Regions from separate parts of the Homo sapiens genome. Here region 2 is linked to region 1. The links are chromatin contacts, found by Hi-C or POLR2A ChIA-PET in ENCODE. All regions are on one chromosome and are shown on one strand. The core of a region is the stretch at or near the end of the contact, and the rest is flanking DNA. Distances in the headings are between cores, read along the strand shown. Region 1 holds the start of LINC00904 (long intergenic non-protein coding RNA 904). Region 2 holds the start of FXYD3 (FXYD domain containing ion transport regulator 3).

What was found. Hi-C counts contacts between places; a loop is a spot of excess contacts on that map. ChIA-PET counts read pairs that join two places held with the same protein, here RNA polymerase II (POLR2A).
Region 2: a loop to region 1 is called in a map of endothelial cell of hepatic sinusoid, with 4 times the contacts of the local background. The contact joins the promoter of FXYD3 here to the promoter of LINC00904 in region 1. A Hi-C loop is called at or near these places in 1 of 168 maps with a recorded cell type or tissue (endothelial cell of hepatic sinusoid). POLR2A ChIA-PET finds 5 or more read pairs at or near these places in 1 of 52 experiments (K562).

What each region holds. Positions count from the first base shown.
Region 1 is chr19:34,903,230-34,908,346 of GRCh38, reverse strand. It overlaps LINC00904 (long intergenic non-protein coding RNA 904), which reads left to right and starts at 3,208. Exons shown (of 6, transcript NR_187844.1): 1 at 3,208-3,386; 2 at 3,595-4,196. It overlaps LINC01838 (long intergenic non-protein coding RNA 1838), which reads right to left and starts at 3,032. Exons shown (of 2, transcript NR_146451.1): 1 at 2,123-3,032; 2 at 156-905. RefSeq lists an enhancer at 2,480-3,189.
Region 2 is chr19:35,112,350-35,117,466 of GRCh38, reverse strand. It overlaps FXYD3 (FXYD domain containing ion transport regulator 3), which reads right to left and starts at 1,644. Exons shown (of 9, transcript NM_005971.4): 1 at 1,508-1,644; 2 at 1,108-1,203. It overlaps LOC124904701 (hepatitis A virus cellular receptor 1-like), which reads right to left. Exons shown (of 3, transcript XR_007067238.1): 3 at 3,798-4,120.

The DNA.
Region 1 (5,117 bases), core at 1,959-4,458:
ACATGGTGGAGCACATCACATGGCAAGAGCAAGAGCCTGTCAGCTCAGGTGTCTCTTCCTTTTACCAGTCCCATCATAGGGGTCCACCCTGATGACTTTATCTAATCCTCATTACCTCCCAAAGGCCCCCACCTTCAAACATATTTACATATGAATTTGGGGATTGAGTTTTTAATACACGAAATTTGGTTGACACATTCAAACCATAGCAGATGCCAAAGGTGGACATGGGGGAGTCAAATTCCCAAAAGCTGCCTGAGTGGTGCTGTCATTGGGTTCCAGGGCTGCAGTAGAGGTTAAGTAGGAAGGATTTCTGGGGGCTGCCAGGTTCTTCAAAGGGAAACAGCTGTTAACATTGCAGGGAGAGACAGGAAGATAACAGATGGGGAAATGGGCATGGTATCCATGTTGATTTCATCAGAGTAAAAGGCAGGCTTGGATGCCAAGTCTGAAGAGGGTCTGCTTACTATAGTGGAGGTGACTGCAGAAGCAGTGGTAGGTGGGCCAGAAAAGACAGGGCATTGAAGAGAGTGGTTTCCTGTTGATGCCTGTCTGGAACCCTAGATTTCAGGTGATAGGTGTTTCTTGGGTCAAAAGGCAATGTTGGAAATTCAGGTAGGGCTGTTGACCATAAAAGCAGGTGGGCTGGTGGAGACTGTGTTCTTTACAAGGGATATCTGCTCCATACTGGGATGGAACTGGTCAAATGGGAGGATACTCATCCTGGATCCTATGGGAGACCAGGAGATGAAAACCTGTGAAAAGGGATTGGTATCCATGCAGTTTATACCAAAGTACAAAGTAGGCTTGAGGTTGAGTCTGCAGATTACTGGCTGTGATAGTGAAAATGCTTGAGGCACCAGTGATGGGCCGGTCTATGAAGATGGGCATACAGGTGGAAGAGTCTGTAAGAAAAAGGGAGAAAAATCCACAATGACTCAATTCTGATTAGATGACTAGATAGATTCTGATTAGATTACTAAACTGATAGATGACTCAATTCTGCAGGAGGTAGACTTGAAGCAAAGGCCAAGGGGTTAGGAGATGTGGTGAGGTCAAAAGTAGAGATCTAGGCCAGGCGTGGTGGCTCACACCTGTAATCTCAGCACTTTGGGAGGCCGAGGCAGGCAGATAACGAGGTCAGGAGATAGAGACCATCCTGGCCAACATGGTGAAGCCTCGTCTCTACTAAAAATACAAAAATTAGCTGGGCATGGTGGCACATGCCTGTAGTCCCAGCTGCTCTGGAGGCTGAGGCAGGAGAATCACTTGAACCCGGGAGGTGGAGGTTGCAGTGAGCCAAGTTCGCACCACTGCACTCCAGCCTGGTGACAGTGCGAGACTCCGTCTCAAAAAAAAAAAAAAAAAAAAAAGTAGAGATCTGGGCTGGGTATGGTGGCTTACATCTGTAATCCCAGCACTTTTGAGAGGCTGATGCAGAAGGATCACTCAAAAGCAGGAGTTCCAGACCAGCCTGGGCAACATAGCAAGACTCCATCTCTAGAAGAAAAAAATGCCTGTAGTCCTAGCTGCTCTGGAGGCCGAGGTGGGAGGATTGCTTGAGCCCAGGAGTTTTAGGCGGCAGTGAGCCATGATTGCACCACTACGTTACAACCTGGGTGACAGAGCAGGACCCTGCCCCACCACCCCCCAAAAAAATCTGCAGATGAGGGACTGAAATGGAAATGGCTTTTATTCCCATAAAGGGGAACTCCCAAAATGATATTGAACCTAAGGGGAGAAACAACAAGAATAGGAAAAAAAAAAAAAGGAGAGTTAGGATATGGGCATTTCATTTAATGATCTGTATATGGGGTGAGGACTGGTACAGGGGCAGAAGGGACTGGGGGCCTGGAAGACAGGACAGCCAAGTCAGTGGCTGGTAACATGGTAGTATCAGCAAACTACAAGGTGAAAATGGCCAAGGGTGGGGTGCCTGCCATCTCTGCAACAAGCAGGAAGAAAGAAGGGGCAGGCTGAGGGGCACTGCACTGCTATCTGAAGGGGCCTTGGCTTTATCTTCTAAGAACATGTGGTTAGACTGGGGCTCTGCTTTCTTCTTCAAGCCTACATCTTCTCCAACGACTATACAAAAAAGCTTAGGAGAGTTTGGGCAGCTCACCTTGACCTCAAAAAATAGCAGCGGCAGTGGCAGCAGCGGGCGAGTTGGAACTTTGTTTACAGAGTCTACAACTGGCAGACGTGGGTTGAGAGTTCCTGTTTGAAACCCTTCCTCCCTGCATCTTCTCTGTCTTCAGAGAGAACTGGACCTCCAGAGAGGCAGGAATCCCCTAGCAGCACTGCCTGAGCTGGTGATGGCATGGCCTTTGATGAATGAGCTCATACAATATCTCTTCACTTTCTCATCTAAGGCGTCTTCTGGGGGTTGGAGTGGAGGTTTCCCTTCAATGGCCCGGGTAGGATTTCGTTGTCTTGGGGGTAGATCTGAAGACTCACTCCCACTGCGATGGGTGGGGGTAAGGGAGCTTCTCTGATCGCGCTGGGGTCGCTATTTATACTCATCCTCCACCTTCGCTATCCCTGGCTGCTGTCTCCTAGGGTCCTCATCTCAGTCTTCCTGCGCAGGGATCTAGGCAGTATGGATGGGACCGACCTCACAGAGGAGACTGCCTACCTCAGATAGCAATAGAGGAGAGTCGGTTTGGGCCCTGGATGACAGATCGTAACTGTCCTGAGTGGCTGGACATCTTAGAGTGAACAGCAGACAGCACCGGCTTCATGTGAGAGTCCTGCCTGGACATTGAGGATGGATCCGAGAGAGAAGCGCAGAGCCTGACGGATCAGACACCACCACCCCTTAGCGGCGACGAAACCGAGCGGTAAACGCGCTGGATCGTGAGAAGCACTTGTCTAGCTAGGCCAAGGAGAGAGGCGCAGGGAGAGCGAGGTGATCCAGACCAGACAGGGAACCCTGCGGGGCGTGGCGGGGCCGGGGGTGAAGCTTGCAGAGGTAGTTGCCCGTGAAGAGCAGCTTGTGCGCTGTTGGATCCTTGGAGTGGAGTGGGAACTCCGAGGTGAAGCGCACCGTGTTCAGCCCGATGCCGGTGAGCGGCCGTTGGAACGCGTGGCAGAGAAAGCTTGCGCGAGCCCAGGGCGCGAAGAAGTACAACAAAGGGCCAACGGGGAGGTCCAACGGTCCGACCCCAGCCGGACTCGAGCTCACTCGGTTGCAGGCGTTAGGCTCCCAGCGGCTCTCAGCCGTTAAGTGGAGAATGTTCAGGACTGTCGAGGCGCGCTCCGCACCTGGCCTGAAAGCGGGAGATTTGGCAACCAGTGCGCGTGGGTGCGCCGGCCCTTGCAGCTGGGGACTCTGGAGGCAGACCTTGCCCAAAGCCAGAGGCAGGAACTCCCCAGATCCTCCCAGGGTAGGGAGCTGGCTCACAGGGAAGGTGCCTGGGGAGGGGCCGGGCGGTGCTGTCTCCTGACTCCGCCCAGGCAGCCCCGCCGCTGCAGCCGGCCTGGGCTAAGGTGGGGAGAAGACACCAGCACAGGCAGGGAGCAAGAGCCCCCAGCTGCTTCCTTTCAGGCAGCCGCCACAGAGGACCCAGTTTCCCTTCTCTCTTCTCTATGCAGGTAGCATGGGAGGATGCCGCCTCCTCCAGGAAGCTCTCTAGCGCTTTTCCGAGTCCTGGAGCCAGGCGGGACTTCTCTGTGGTCGCCTAGAAGGGTATGAACTTAGGGCATCCCCATCTGGGCTGTGAAGGTTTCTGACTTGGGGACCAGGTGCTCAGACCTTCCTGGATGCTGCTTTCCACAATATCTCTACCAGGCAGGCAGGTTCTCTTCATTTTGCAAATTTGGTGAAACAGCATTTGTAAAACTTTAGAAGCTTCCTTGGCTCACACAGGTGGTAGTGGCCCTGTCAGGATTTGACCCAGGCTCTCGGATTCCAGAGTTCCTGAATTTAACCACCTGTACTGTGATGCCTCCTTATCATGTGTGCATCGTGCATTACTATTTTTTATAGCCTGTAGGGTACTGAGCACCATGCACACCTACAGTGATCACAGGCACTGCCTACTGGAAGGTCTTCTTTGGCTGGGTTCCAGTTTCCTCAGACGATGTAGGGCAGGGAGTTCCACTTGTTAGCATATCCCACAGGGCCTTTCTCTTCAAATGGACCCCAGCAGCCAACCACACAGCTGCCTCAGCAAGCGTAGGAGATGGCACATCAGGTGGGTGCAAGATTCACCCTGGCTTAAAATCCTTGTGCCCCAAGGGACCAGGATCTCCTGTAATAATTCCACAGAACAGATTTCAGAGTTTGGCCAAAATGGAAAACTTAGCAATATTAACTTTTCTAATCCATCTCACGGGATATATCTCCATATATTTTAATCTTTTACATTTTTTTTCTCAGCAATGTTTTATACCAAGGGTCAGCAAATTTCAGCCCATGGGCCAAATGTGGCCTATAGTCTGTTTTATTTTTATTTTTGAGAGGGAGTCTCGCTCTGTCACCCAGGCTGGAGTGCAGTGGCACGATCTTGGCTCACTGCAACCTCCACCCACCCCCGGGTTCAAGCGATTCTCCTGTTTCAGCTTTCTGAGTAGCTGAGATTACAGGCGCCCACCACCATGCCCGGCTAATTTTTGTATAAAGCAGAGACGGGTTTCACCATGTTGGTCAGGCTGGTCTCGAACTCCTCACCTCAAATGATCCACCTGCTTTGGCCTCCCAAAGTGCTGGGATTATGAGTGTGAGCCACCACGCCCCACTCATAGCCTGTTTTTGTAAGGCCGGTTAGCTAAGAATGATGTTAACGTCTTTAAAAGGTCTTTAAAAACAACAGAAAATTCCAGAGAATATGTGACAGAGATCATACGTGACCTATAAAACCTATATTATTTACTCCCTGACCCTTTACAGAGAAAGTTTGCAGCTACTCTTTTGTAGTTTTCTGTGTATAGGTCTTACTCAGCTTTTGCTAATTTATCCCTAAGTATGTTATGGGATTTGCAAATGTTATTTTCAAATAGTTCATTGGTAGAACACAGAAAATGCATTAAATATATATGTATATATAGTACTTGTATACACACATACATATATACACACACACCTTATATTATTGGGATCTTGCTAAATTCATTGT
Region 2 (5,117 bases), core at 395-2,894, 210 kb before region 1:
ATTAGCCCACATTGCAGTTGTAATCCTGTAACCCCTGCAAATTCATCTTAAAGCCCTATGCTCTGTCGCCATGGCTGTTGAGTCTCACCTCTTAAGCCTCTTTCCAGGGGCTCCTCCAAGCCACCTCTGGCCTGCAAGGCCCCACTATACCCCCTTCCCATGATGTCATCCAGCCAAGACTGACAGATGGTATCCTCCTCGCCCCAGCCTCTGCAAAACAACGTCCAGTCCCATGCTTCCGGAGGCTGCAGGGAGCCGGGAGCTGGGTCTGCCCTCACGTTCCCCATTCAGGCTGTTGTCTGAAGAGGCTGTGGGCTGCTCCCGAACTGATGTGGTTGGTGAGCAGGTTAGAGAGGAAGGCAGCCCTGCAGCTGATGCTCTGTCTACCTGCTCTCATCCTTCCTGGCCATGAGGTCCCAAGGCCGGCCTGAGGACTGTTTCCCCCACCTGCCCTCTGCTATCCCCTCTATTCCTCCATACCATGGGAGAATGGTCTCATGTTCAGGGGTGGGTAGAAAGATCCTGCCCGCTGTGTGCTCCTGAAATCTCCCAAGCAACTCCCCATTTAAAGCTTCCCCCAGCAGCTCCATCCTTTTTTCCTGGAGGTCTCCAGAATCCAGATCCCTCAATGTCTGGACACCCCGAGTCCACCCAGCACTCCTTATCCACCCAGATCCCTCAATGTCTGGACACCCCGAGTCCACCCAGCATTCCTCATCCACCCAGATGTCCCCAGTCCATCTACGCACCCCTGGTCCACTTAGATACCCCTACCTACCCAGGCACCCCCTCTCCTCCACCCAGCTATCCCCAACCCAGATATCCCTAATCCATGCAGACACTAGTCTTTCAGACACCCCAACCACACTTATCAGTCCTGCCCTCACCTCAGCTGGTTCAACAAGTCCCTGAGAGGAGAATGGTGGGGAAAGGGACATTAGGGGAAGGGACTTCCGTTTATCTCCTGGCTCCAGAAAAGCATTTCACAAGATTTTAGGCGCTTTAACATAAAAGCTTCTATGGGGCAGGGTCAGGGGGCAGGTAGATACTTCCTAATTTAGGGGCAGAGACAAGGAGGGCTTGGAGGAAGGGGCCCCAGCTGCTCACCTGTGTGGTTCACCAGGCTGAGCAGAGGTTCCGGGAGAAATCGGGCTGCCAGGCGGAGTCCTGCGTTTATCCGAAGCTGCCACGCCCTAAGCAAACCTGGGCAGGTAGAAAACAAGTCAGATGCCCTGAGGCCCAGGGGCTCCATTCCTGCTCTTAAAGAGACAGCTTCACCCCCTCCCCAGCCATGGGCGGCAGGTTGCTCCCTGGGGTCACCAGGACCACAGCAGCCTCAGGTGAGACGGAGAATTGGATGGGCTGGAACTCGGCCCCTGGAATTAAGGGAGGAGCTTTCTCCAATCTCCTGTGCCCAGGAGAGGACCTTGAATGGGGAAGGTTCTGGGGTCTTTAAACGGCAGAGCCTCCAGGGCCATGCAGTGAGATGATGCGTTGGTGTTCCGACCTCACTTCTTTTCCTTAGATGATGTGTTTTGCCTGGTGGAAGGATTGCTGGCAGTTGTGGAGAACTTAAAGTCCCCTTCCAGGCCACATCTTGCCGCTGGTACAATTTCAGGATCAGCAGAAGATGCTAGCGTGACCAAAGTCAGGAGATGGGGCAGGGGTGGATATGAGGGAGCGGCTGGAACAGCAGGGAGGGGTCAGGGTGGGGACTCTGGGACCTTAGTCCTGGTCATAACCTGCTCCCTGCCCTGGGGAGAATGAGAACTGTCTGCCAGGCACCAGGCTGCAGTTTCCTAGCCAGGCTCTTTCCGTGGGTGCTGGGAGCCAGACGCCTGGGTCTACAGAGTGGGTGCTGGTGGGGGCGGCTGCCTCCTAGTCCACATAAGGCCCCCAGCACTGTACAAGCCTCCCTCCCCCTTTCCTCCCCTGTCTCCTGCTCCTCCTCCTCCAGGCATTCCTTCCGGATGGGGTCTGTGCAGGCTCCCCCATGGTCCCAGTTGGGGGTGCCCCCTCCCCTCAATTCCGCCTTCTTAGACAGAGGGACTTTTGTCTGGGGGCTGGATGGAGAACAAGGATCCTTTGAGCGGTTGGCGGAGGATTGGGGTCACGGGGAGGGGTAGGGCCAGGAAAGGGGTAGCTCTGCCCTGGACACCAGCTGGACTCCAGGCGACCCCAACACCACCGTGGGGGCGGGGAGGAGGGCTGCAGGGCCTGGCCAGGGAGAAGCAGCTGCTGGGAGTGTGGAGCACAGGACAGGAAAAGGGGGTTTGGGTCAAGGCTCTTCCGGAAACTGGCCTGCTGGGGGCAGAGAGAAGGACCCCCCACTTGTCATCGCTGAGGGATCGGGGAGGGCAATGTTCGCCCAGCGCTACACCCCTTCTCTATGTGGTTCCCTGGGGCAAGTTGTCAAGCCCAGGTCCTAGACAAGGGTAAGGCTCCCTCCTACCACTCTTAAGGCGGGGCCAGTTCCCATAAGGAAGCCGGGCGGGGGGACCTCGGGGTAGGGCTCTAAGCAACAGGTCCAGGAGGAGATAGAAACAGGAAGGGGAGGCCCGGAGGCCAACTCAGTATAGCTAAGGGGGGTCTTTGTGTCTGGGCGGATAGCGTCTCTTCCCTAGACCCTTGAAGCTTGTGTCTGGGACGACCCCTTGGTGGTCTTGGGAGTGGAATGGTGTCTCCCTCTGCTGGGAAGCCTGGGAACTGCAGGCATCCGAGAGCGAGTAGGGGCGTGTACAGGGTGGCTGGGAAGGGCGGGGGGTGCTCTGCCCTTCACCGGAACGGGGTGAACTGGAGAACTGTTGTCTAAAAATCTTGGAGGAACACCCCTGCCCGTGGTTAGATACAGAAGTATTTCCCAGACAGCTTGCTAAGGGGAAAAAAAACAAGGTATTGGGAAACCGTGCAGTGTGCTACCATTTGTGAGCGGTAAAATAATGCATATGTATATACTTGTAATGAATAAAATATTTTTGGAGATTGGCATCCATACCCATGGCTTCTGGAGAGGGAAACTGGGAGGCTGGAGGGTGGGGTGGAAGTGAGACTCACTCATTATCACGTGCCCTCTTATATTTTTTGAATTTTGCATCTTGAAAATGTACTACCTTAAAGGGGTTTAATTTAAAAAATTTGGTTCAGATTTAAAAAAAAATTTGCAGGTCAAAATTTCAACCTAAGGGCTGGTTTCAACCTGGGGGACCAGCAATTAGAGACTTCTGACAACCTCTGAATGTTCTGTAGTTTTAAACACCATGATCTTACATTCTGAGGTACAGACGTTTACGGTTTTTACCCAATCCAGGTCAACCATAAATTCTTCCTAGGCTGGACGTGAACATGCTGCGTCCAAGTGTGTGTTGGGCTGGCGCTGGGGCTTGGGTTTATGGTCAGAAGGACTCTGAGACCCTAGTGTGATGAGCACACTGAGTCTTAGGAAGGGCTGTGAGGAGTAGAGTTTGTGCAGTCACTTGCACCCTATTGGGGATTAGGTCTCATTTGGAGTGAGTCTTCTGGGCCAATCTGACTTCAGTTATGTTTTAAATGCATGTAGGTAATATGTTTTATTAATATATTGTATATAATATACATAATAAACATATTTGAAAAAGTTTCTCTCGTTTTGCTTTTGGAATCATTTGGGCCCAAAGAACCTGTTAAGGCTGTGAGTGGCTGTGATTTCTCCATATCCTGGGAATTCTTGCAAAATGAAAAAAACCAAACCTACAGATAGTTTCTGACATCATAAGTTTTTCAGGAACGCTGAATTAAAGCACAGAATCAAAGCCAGAGCATGTTATACCATCCCTGATTCAAACTTTTATTGATTTTGTTTCAATAATTTCGTTGCTCTTTATTCAAGGCTGGGAGCGTTTCTGCAGGCTCCTGGCCCTAGAGAGGGCAGCCTGGAGGCACCCCCAGCCATGAGAGGGGTGCTGGTTGGGTGGGGCCTTGCCTTTGCAGGTAGAGCCTGAGCGGCCAGGCTGACCGGCTGGGAGGTGTGGTCACAGCGATACGCCAAGGTCCCACTTCCTGGGCAAGATGGGGCTAGAGAGGCCGGTGGACAGGGTAATGTGGCTTCCTGGGGCTTTGTGGAACAGCGCTGTGGTCTCAGCACCTGTGGGAGAAGAGTGGGCACTGGCAGGTAACCCTGTCCCACCACCATGGGGATGGTGTGGCTGTGGACGTATCACTGTCCGCCTGGCTTCCAGGAGCCATGTGAGGTGACACAGTGGCCAAGAGTCCACAGGCTCCCTGACACCTGCCTCTGTGCTGCTCTGACGTCATCACTCACCCACAGAAGCTAGAAATGGAGATTTTTATGATGAAATCTCCTGTTTTGTTTTGTTTTTTTTTTGAGATGGAATTTTGCTCTTGTCGCCCAGGCTGAAGTGCAGTGGCACGATCTCAGCTCACTGCAACCTCTGCCTTCCAGGTTCAAGCAATTCTCGTGCCTCAGCCTCTCGAGTAGGTGGGATTACAGGTGTGTGCCACCACGCCCGGCTAATTTTTGTATATTTAGTACAGACGGGGTTTCACCGTGCTGGCCAGGCTGGTTTCCAACTCCTGACCTCAAGTGATCCGCCTGCCTCAGCCTCCCAAAATGCTGGGATTACAGGCATGAGCCACCGAGCCCGGCCTTCCGGATTTTTTTTTTTTAAGGTGAGTTCTTGCTCTGTTGCCCAAGCTGGAGTGTAGTGGTCCAATCATGGCTCACTGCAGCCTCCAACTCCTGGGCTTAAGTGATTCTCCCACCTCAGCCTCCCCTGTAGCTGGGACTACAAATGCACGTCACCACACCTGGCTAATTTTTTAATTTTTTTAGAGACGGGGGTCTCGCTATGTTGCCCAACCTGGTCTTGAACTCTGGGTCTCAAGTGATCCTCCCACCTTGGCTTCCCGAAGCGCAGGGATTATAGGTGCAAGCCACTGCACCCGGCCCTGATTTTTAAATGTTGGTAACTTCGTTTTCTTAACACTTTGTAGACAGAATGAAAAATATCCAGTGGTTGGATAAGGCCCTGGGGCCACCGGTTGGAGACCCCCATCTTACAGACTAGGGAAACTCAGGGGAGGTTCAGGGTTCCCCCTAACCCCTGTTGTCACTCACTCTG